Linked DNA regions of Homo sapiens: region 1 is linked to region 2. The links are chromatin loops, found by intact Hi-C in ENCODE. Cell type or tissue: PC-9. All regions are shown on one strand.

The links. A loop is a pair of places that touch in the nucleus more often than their neighbours do. Peaks named below come from ENCODE experiments on the same cell type or tissue, not always from the same donor. Only the 100,000 strongest peaks of a DNase experiment are listed, where the experiment ranks them.
Region 1: a loop joins it to region 2, with 16 times the contacts of the local background. A loop is called at or near these places in 1 of 110 quality-filtered maps.

Annotation. Positions count from the first base shown.
Region 1 is chr2:19,816,638-19,821,637 of GRCh38, forward strand. No RefSeq gene overlaps it. Among named protein-coding and RNA genes, the nearest start is that of LINC00954, 50 kb to the right of the region's middle. In PC-9, no CTCF peak of the experiment used is centred here; a DNase peak (open chromatin) is centred at 2,994; H3K27ac peaks cover 1,422 bases.
Region 2 is chr2:19,614,498-19,619,497 of GRCh38, forward strand. No RefSeq gene overlaps it. Among named protein-coding and RNA genes, the nearest start is that of LINC01808, 150 kb to the left of the region's middle. In PC-9, no CTCF peak of the experiment used is centred here; a DNase peak (open chromatin) is centred at 3,014; H3K4me3 peaks cover 684 bases; H3K27ac peaks cover 4,713 bases.

The DNA.
Region 1 (5,000 bases), 200 kb after region 2:
CCCATAAACTAGCAATGACTCCCCCAAGGCACCCTCAGCCATTAATACCTGTATTAGGGTTCTCCAAAGAAACAGAACCAATGGGATGTGTATCTATATAAACATAGAGAGAGGGAGGTATTTATTTTAAGGAATTGGTTCAAGCAGTTGCGGAGGCTTGACAAGTACAAAATCTACAGGGTCTGGCAGCAGCTGGAGATCCCAGGATGAACTGCAGTGTGAGTCCAAAAGTCATCTGCTACAGAATTCCTCCTTGCTTCAAGGTCAGTCTTTGCTCTTAAGACCTTCAACTGATCGGATGAAGCCCATTCACATTATGGAGGGTGGTCTGCTTTACTTCAAGCCTACTGATTTAAACATTAATCTCATCTTTAAAAATACCTTCATGGAAGTATGTAGAATAATGTTTGACCAAATATCTGAGCACCATGGCCAAGTTGGCACCAAAAATTTGCCATCACAATACCTCCTTCAAGAAGCCCTTTCTAGGGAGCAACCCACTGAACAGTTTCAGAACGTAGCCTTCCTCCCACGCAGCATCCCATGCCTTGAGGTTACTATGGTGTTTTACAAACATGTCAATCTCACCTACTTGAATCCGCACACCTCAATGGCAGAATCACTTCCAATTCATCTCTGTAGCCTGCTACCAGCCCAAACCTGACAGAGATGGCTCAGTGTCTGCCGATTGAAAGAACGAATGATCCCTGTAGGAGCTGGGGGAAGCTGATCCTACTTCCTCTCTCTTGAGAGGGTCTTGCTTCTCTCAAAACATCTTTTCAATAGACATTTGAACATGCAAAATAGAGGGGTTTTTTTGTTTTTTCTTTTTTTTTTTTTTTTTTTTTTGAGACGGAGTCTCTTTCTGTCGCCCAGGCTGAATGGAGTGCAGTGGCGCGATCTCAGCTCACTGCAAGCTCCTCCTCCCAGGTTCATGCCATTCTTCTGCTTCAGCCTCCTGAGTAGCTGGGACTATAGGTGCCTGCCACCACGCCTGGCTAATTTTTTGTATTTTTAGTAGAGACGGGGTTTCACCGTGTTAGCCAGGATGGTCTCGATCTCCTGACCTCGTGATCCGCCCTCCTCAGCCTCCCAAAGTGCTGGGATTACAGGCGTGAGCCACAGTGCCAGGCCCAAAATAGAGTTTTAAGGCAACCCAGTGTGGTTTCTTCATGGGGAGACAAGGTACACATGAGACCAGTTAAAGATTATAGCACACAAACCTCACTTAATACCAAGTTGGTACTACAAATAGTACCTTGAGTAACCCACTGTAAGTCTTTCTACTGATCATTTCTAACCAATGAGGGAAACACTTTAGGTATCCTGGATAAAAGCACCTTGAAGTCAGGATCTGAACATTGTAACAGGCCCTCTTGCATCTCACTCTGGACCAGGTTCTGAGCTGGTGTCTTTCTGGATGTCAGATCTGAAAACCCTGCAAACTAAACACATCTGATTCCCAAACCATCTCCTTGCAGTCAGGAATGGCCCATGCAGTGACGCATTCATGGAGGGGCTCCCACAGTTCCCAGCCCTGCCAAATCACTGACATGCTTCCCCAGACACTATGAATGGTGCCAGCAAGTCCCGCTGGAAGCCGAGTCTCCTCATGTCCTGATTCTGTTCTGTCTTCAGACAGACTCAGAGGGGAACATGAGCATGAAACACACAGCAATGTGGCCATCAGCCAGGGACATCAGAGCCCAACCCACTTCTTCTTGGGGTGAAGACAGACCTAGCATTGACAGCAGAGGGAGGTGTGATTTCCCCAGCAAAGTCCAGACTTCCTCACTGGGAGCTTTAGAAACCTCCAGGTGTGAAGGTTACTTAATAGGTGTTGAGTATAGGATCAGGGATCCATGAGGCCAGGAGGGTCAAAGAAGGAAAGGGAGCCTGGGCTAGGGAATGGCCTGAGGGTGAAGGACCTCTCCCCACCACCTTCATTTCTGGACTATTTGATGAAGGAAGGAGCAACCATTGCTCTTCACTGGTGTCGGCGGGAGGGGGGAAATACAGGTCTGGGAGATCTGCCTCTGATTAGCTGAGTGGCTCTCAGCAAGCTCCTTAAAAGTCCTGGTTTGTGTCACAGTGGAGGGGAGGTGATGGAGGACAGGCAGTCCTCGGGTGATTAATGGTGTCTGGGTTTCCACCTCCAGAATTAGTGCTCTAACTCTCTTCTGAGAACTGGATGCAAGAGTCTTTAGCTGGAGAGGTGCTCCCTTTCACTCCCCACCCACACACCCTGCTAAGTGCAGAGCCAGGCACACAGATTTCTCCATCAACAGCTCTTGGATTGATGAAGAAAAGCCTTCTAAAGGGAAAACATTGTTTTTCCTTGATTAGGGTGGGTTAGCAATGAATGAAGTTCCAGGACCCTGAATTCCAAATGGCTTCTCACTTGGGTCAGGTGCTTTCCTTGGTGGTGTTCTGCCTGGGGGGTCTTCTCCTGAGAACAAGGCCTATACCTTCTCCTGTCTTACCCTCTTAGCCAAGAACAGGACCAGACACCAGCTGCGTACTAGGTGAAGCTCCGGGGTGGAGGGGCATACATAGATGAAGGGATGGATAGAGACACTGAATGTGTTTGTGAAAGAGCACCCGGCCTCTGTAGACCCTGCCTTGGCCTGAACTGGATTTCCCTGTTCTAGTCATCACCCAGCCTTTGCTCTGCAGGGAAATATATGGGTGAGCGGAGAGCCACACATACTTCCCCAGTGAGCTTCAGCTCGCCCCCTCACCATCAATCTCCAGGAGGCTGGCTCCCCAAGTGGCTCATTGTTTCTGGTTTTATCTGAAACAAAAATAGACTCTTGCAAACATTCCAGTCTTGAGGTCATCAGTTCATAGGCCTCATCCAGCCCTGGCTGATGTTCCTCCCTCGAGCTCACTGAGGACACTGTGGCTGCCTAGGCACAGCTGGCTTCATTGCCATTGTGGCTTATTCAACACAGCATGTTCTTCCCTCAGGCCTTTTAGATGGTCCTTGGATATGAAGCTGTTCACAGACAGCAATGCCAAGCACTCAGACACCTTAAATAGCTGCCAAGACACAGACCTCCAGGGCCAATCATGTCCCTTTTGGGGAATGACTCAGTTACCACTCATGAGAGCCATCATGACTTCTCAGGGCCCCCAGGGCATACTGCATGGACAGGGCTTTCTTCCCATAATTCATTCCATGCTATGGGTGTTTGTCTATGTATCTTGCCCTGTCATTGGAGGGGAAGCTTCTGGTGGGTAGGAGCCAGGTCTGATTCAGCCCCAGGACCTTGCCAGGGAATATAACCAAATTCCTTCCTAGACAATTTTGTTAAAAGAGGCCGCATCAGGAAATATTTATTTATTTATTTATTTATTTATTTATTCATTCATTCATTCATTCATTCATTCACTCATTTACGGAAGGATAGACTAAAAGACACCCACTCATGCTATAGATTCTGGAATGTTCATGTTAAATTCGGCCAGGTCGTCAAAGCTGTTTGTCCAGCCTGTATCCTTTGACCACCACCTCCCATTCTTTTTTCCTGACTTGGATATTGTCACTGTGGCCCCTGCTTGCACTGGGAACTGGTGTGAGAAAGAGCCATTGGGAGACACTCCGATTGAGTTTTGGAAGGAAAGCCATCCAGTTCTTGACACATTGCCCCACTGTTGTCTAAGATTTTTCCTAAGAATCTGGTTTGTTATTATCCTATGGGTGCTGCTACTGCTCAGATTTCCCTATTTGCCTTTGCTGCTAAGAAGTTTATAGACTAATTGGTGGCCCATCGCTGGGAATGCATACACAGGATTGCAGTTTGAGGATTAATCTTACCTCCAACATTTTTATTTTCATACCCCTATTTTCCCTTTGCCCAACCCCCTATATTTTATTGTATCTTGCTGTTTATAAACTGCCCCAGGTTTGAGACCAGTTGAGGTCTAAATTTATTAATTAATAGATTAACTTATTTTAAAGTGTTATGAGGCCGGGCACGATTGCCTGTAACCCCAGCACTTTGAGAGGCCAAGGCAGGCAGATGGTTTGAGCTCAAGAGTTCAAGACCAGCCTGGGCAATGTGACAAAACCCTGTTTCTACAAAAAAATTAGCTGGGTTAGCTAGTTGTGGTGGCACACTCCTGTAGTTCCAGCTACTCAGGAGGCTGAGGCAGGAGAACTGCTTGTGCCCAGAAGGCAGAGGTTATAGTGAGACAAGATAGCGCCGAGATAGCGCCTTTGCACTCCAGCCTGGCCAACAAAAGTGAAATCCTGTCTCAAAAAAAAAAATTTTTTTTTAATTTTTTAAGTTTTATCAATGAGGGTAGGTGAAGTTTTGCTACATAATAAATAATCCCAATATCTCAGTGGTTTAACAACACGAAGATCAATGTGTGAATTTATTTACAACACTCCCTTATTTATTTCTAATGCAGCATTGCTAGGAGCTATGCTCCAGGCCATCACCATTAGAGGTTGCAACCTGACATAAACTTCTATTTGACATATGCTTCCATGATCACTGCAGCAGAAAGGGGAGGGTAAGCATGCATTGGCTCTTAAAGATGCCACACATTACTTCTGCTCACCTTTCACTGGTCCAAGTATGTCATATGGCCATAACTGATTACAAGCAGAGCAGAGAAGTACAAAACTACCATCCACCTGAAAGGTGGAACACCAGAATATTCATGAATTCTGTTCATGGCAAACACAATGCAAGCACAACCATATAATATACCATTCAAATTGGGACACTTTTGAGAGTGGAAGGAGGATCTAACAGTAAGAAAAACTAAATAATTTTCTTAAGATTTATGTGTTGCCTTGCAAATTGATTATTTTATTGATAGACCATAAAATTATTCTATTCAAAAACTAATTTCAAAAATAAAATTTCTGGCCAGGTGCAGTGGCTCACGCCTGTAATCCCAGCACTTTGGGAGGCCGAGGAGGGCGGATCACTTGAGGTCAGGAGTTCAAGACCAGCCTGGCCAACATGGTGAAACTCTGTCTC
Region 2 (5,000 bases):
TGAACTTAGAACAACAGAAATTACTCACTCTGAACAGAGAGTAATAGACTTAAAAACTTAATACAACCTCAGAGTTCTGTGGACAATATCAAAAGATAGAACATTTGCATTATTAGACTGACAGAAAAAAAGGGAAAAGATAGTGGGGTAAAAATATCCCCAAATAAATAATTCTGACTTTTAAAAAAATTTATCCAAAAACATAAACCTCCGGATACAAGATTCTGGGAGAACTTCAAACAAGATAAACCAAAAGAAATCCACACCAAGACACATAATTAAACTTCTGAAAATTAAAGACCAAGAAGATATCTTGAAAGCAGTGGGAGAAAATCAACAATCAAGAGAAAATCAAGAGAATGTGTTAGTCTGTTTTGCATTGCTTTAAAGAAATACCTGAGACTGGGTAGTTAATAAAGAGAACAGGTTTATTTGGCTTATGGTTATACAGGCTGTACAAGAAGCATGGTGCCAGCATCTGCTTCTAGTGAGAACCCCAGGAAGCTTTTACTCATGGTGGACAATGAAGGTGGAGCAAGTGCATCACATGGCAAGAGAGGAAGCAAGACAGAGAGGGGGAAGATGCCAAGCTCTTTTAACAATCAGATTATCGGGGGAACCAGCCCCCAATATTTCAAAGTCGGTTCTTTTTATTTTCCCTAAGTGTCAGCTGGTCAGAGAAATAAAGAGAAAAGGGTACAAAGAGAAGAATTTTACAGCTGGGCAGCCATGGGTAACATCACATATTGGTAGGTCCGTGATGCCCACCTGAACCACAAAACCAACAGGTTTTTATTAAGGACTTCAAAAGGGGAGGGGGTGTATGAACAGGGAGTAGGTCACAAAGATCACATGCTTCTGAGGCCAATAAAGATCATAAGGCAAAGGGCAAAGCAAAGATCACAAGGCAAAGGGTGAAATTAGAATTACTGATGAGGGTCTATGTTCAGCTGTGCATGTATTGTCTTGATAAACATCGTAAACAACAGAAAACAGGGTTCGAGAGCAGAGAACTGGTCTGACCTCAAATTCACCAGGGTGGGGTTTTTCCCCACCCTAGTGAGCCTGAGGGTACTGCAGGAGACCAGTGCATATTTCAGTCCTTATCTCAACCGCATAAGACAGACACTCCCAGAGTGGCCATTTATAGACCTCCCCCAAGGAATGCAATTCTTTTCCTAGGGTCTTTATATTATATTCCTTGCTAGGAAAAGAATTTAGTGATATCTCTCCTACTTGCACGTCCGTTTATAGGCTCTCTGCAGGAAGAAAAATATGGCTGTATTCTGCCCAACCCCGCAGGGAGTCAGACCTTTGGTTGTCTTCCCTTGTTCCCTAAAATCACTATTATTCTGTTTGATTTCAAGGTGCACTGATTTCACATTGTTCAAACACCCATGTTTTACAATCAGATTTCATATTGTTCAAACACACATGTTCTACAATCAATTTGTACAACAGTGGTCCTGAGGTGACGTACATTCTCAGCTTATGAAGATAATAGGATTAAGAGATTAAAGTAAAGACAAGCATAAGAAATTATAAGAGTATTATTTGGGAACTGATAAATGTCCATGAAATCTTCACAATTTATGTTCAGAGATTGCAGTAAAGACAGGCGTAAGAAATTATAAAAGTATTAATTTTGGGAACTGATATACATCCATATTAAAATGAAATCTTCACAATTTATGTTCCTCTGCCGTGGCTCCAGCTGGTCCCTCCATTCTGGGTCCCTGACTTCCTGCAACATCAGATCTTGCATGAACTAATAGAGTGGGAACTCACTCATTACCACAGGGAGGGTGTCAAGCCATTCATGGAAAGATCCACCCCCATGATCCAAACATCTCCCAACAGGTCCCACCTCCAACATTGGGGATGACATTTCAACATGAGATTTGGAGAGGACAAATTATATCAGAGACCTTCCCTAAACAGAAAGGATATGATAAAAGAAGGAACTTTGGAACATCAGAAAGGAAGGAAGGACAATGGAAAGAGAAAAAATATGGGTAAATATTATAGATATCATAGACTTCACTTTTTCTTTTCCTGTTGAGACAATTTTATGTGTAGAAGGGTGAAGAAACTTAAAGAGGCTGGGTGTAATGATTACACCTGTAATCTCAGCACTTTGGGAGGCCAAGGCAGGCAGACCACTTGAGCCCAAGTGAAACCCTGTCTCTACCAAAAATACAAAAATTAGCCAGACTTGGTGGCATATGCTTGTAGTCTCGGCTACTCAGGAAGCTGAAATGGAAAGATTGCTTGAGCCCAGGAGGTGGGGGTTGCCGTGAGCCAAGATTGTGTCACTGTACTCTAGCCTGGGTGACAGAGTGAGACTGTTAAAAAAAATAATAATAAAAGGAAGAAAGAAACTTCAAAGGAGGCATGGCATGGTGTCTACACTCAAACTGGTAAATAGTCATAAGTTATATATACACATACATATATATACACACACTTATGTATATATGTACATATATATATACACATACACATGTACATATATAAATGCCTATAGCTACTCCTAAAATTTTATTCAAAAAGATTCACTCAAATACACTATAAGTGAATCAAAATGGAATTCCACGGGGAAAGGCCACGGGGAGAAGAAAACTTCCAGATGAGCTTTGTAACAATTTTGACCAAATGTTAAGTGTCCTGGACAGAATCCAGGGGAGAAGGTGAACAGGGAGTGCAGATACAAGCACAAAAACTGCATCGGGGTAGGCCTAAAACCTGAAAGCCCTGCTTGCATTCTCAGCAGGGAGGCTTTTAGCCTGGAGCAAGTTCTCAGCTCTGCTCACCTCACCTGCTGCCTGGAAATAAGCTTGGTGCTGTTGGGGGAGCACTGTAGGAGTGACACTGGCCTTTTGGGTTGCATGGGAGCTGGGTGAGGCCTGTCACTGCCACCTTTCCCCCACTTCCCTGATGGCCTGTATGACTCAGAAAAGGCAGCCATAATCCCCCTTGTAACATAACTCCATCTGTCTGAGAACCACACCTTTATCCCCCACAGCAGCTGCAGCAAGCCCCACTTAAGAAGTGGCTGAACTCAGACACTCCTAACCCTTCCCACACCTCATGGTCTTTCTCCATGAACCTGGTAGCTGAAGACAAAGAACATAATCTCTTGGGAGATCTATGGCCCTGCTCACTGCCTGAGAAACTTATCCAGGCAACCCTAGGGCAACCCTGTATCCTCCCTATGCTAATGCAATCGATGCTGTCTTGAAAGCAACACCTCCTGGCTGGGGACCAATAAACACAAAACTAGCACACTAAACAAAACTATAACCAAGGACTCTCACAGTCTACTTCACTCCACTGCTACCTCCACCAGAGCAGGTGCTGGTATCCATGGCAGAGAGACCTGAAGACAGATCGCATTACACAACTCTTTGCCGACACTCCCCAGTACCATCCTAGAGACTGGTAGCCCCACAGGGTGGCTAGACCCAGAAGAGAAATAACAATCACTACAATTTGGCTCTTGGGAAGCCCTATCCCTAGGGGAAGGGGAAGAACACCACATCATGGGAGCACCCCATGGGACAAAAGATTCGAGCAATAGCCCTTGAGCCCCAGATCTTCCCTCTGACATAATATACCCAAATCTATCCAAATTAGAAGGAGCCAGAAAAACAATTCTGACAATATGACAAAACAAGGTTCTGTAACACCCCCAAAAGATCATACTAGCTCACCAGCAATGGATCCAAACCAAGAGGAAATCTCTGAATTGCCAGAAAAAAAAAATCAGAAGGTTAATTATTAAACTACTCAAGGAGGCACCAGAGAAAGGTGAACACAAACATAAAGAAATCAAAATATGTTACAGGATATGGATGGAAAAATCTCCACAGAAATAGACAGCATAAATAAAAAACAATCACAACTTCTGGAAATAAAGGACACACTTAGAGAAATGCAAAATACACTGGAATGTGTCAGCAATTGAATAGAACAAGTAGGAGAAAGAACTTCAGACCTCGAAGACAAGGCTTTCAAATTAACCCAATCCAACAAAGACAAAGAAAAAAGTATTGTAAAAACTGAGCAAAGTCTCCATGAAGTTTGGGATTATGTTAAACAACCAAACCTAAGAATAATTGGTGTTTCCGAGGAAGAAGAGAGATCTAAAGGCTTGGAAAACATATTTGAGGGAATAATCGAGGAAAACTTCCCTGGACTTGCTAGAGATTAAGACATTCAAATACAAGAAGCTCAAAGAACACCCAGGAAATTCACTGCAAAAAGATCATTGCCTAAGCATATAGTCCAAGTAATCTAAAGTTAAAACAAAGAAAAGAATTTTAAGAACTGTGAGGAAAAAGCATTGGGTAACCTATAAAGGAAAACCTACCAGATCAACAGATTTCTCAGCAGAAACCCTACAAGCTAGAAGGCATTGAGTTCCTATCTTTAGCCTCCTTAAAGGAAGCAATTATCAGCCAAGAATTTTGTATCCAGCAAAACTAAGCTTCGTAAGTGAAGGAAAGATACAGTCTTTCCAGACAAACAAATGCTGAGAGAATTCAACACTGCCACACCAGCACCACAAGAACCTCTAAAAAGGCTCTAAATCTTGAAGCAAATTCTTGAAATACCCCAAAATTGAACTTCCTTAAGGGATAAATCTCACAGGACCTATAAAACAATAACAATGAAAACAACAACAACAATGTATCCAGGCAACAACTAGCACAATGAATAGAATACTACCTACTTCTCAATACTAATGTTGAATGTAAATGTCCTAAATCTTCCACTTAAAAGATACAGAATGGCAGAATGGATAAGAATTCGCCCACCAAGTATCTGCTGTCTTCAATAGACTCACCTAACACATAAGAATTCACATAAGGTAAAGGTGTGCAAAAAGATATCCCATACAAACAGACACTAAAAACAAGCAGGAGTCGCTATTCTTATATTTGACAACGCAGACTTTAAAGCAACGAGTTTAAAAAGACAAAGAGGGACATTATATA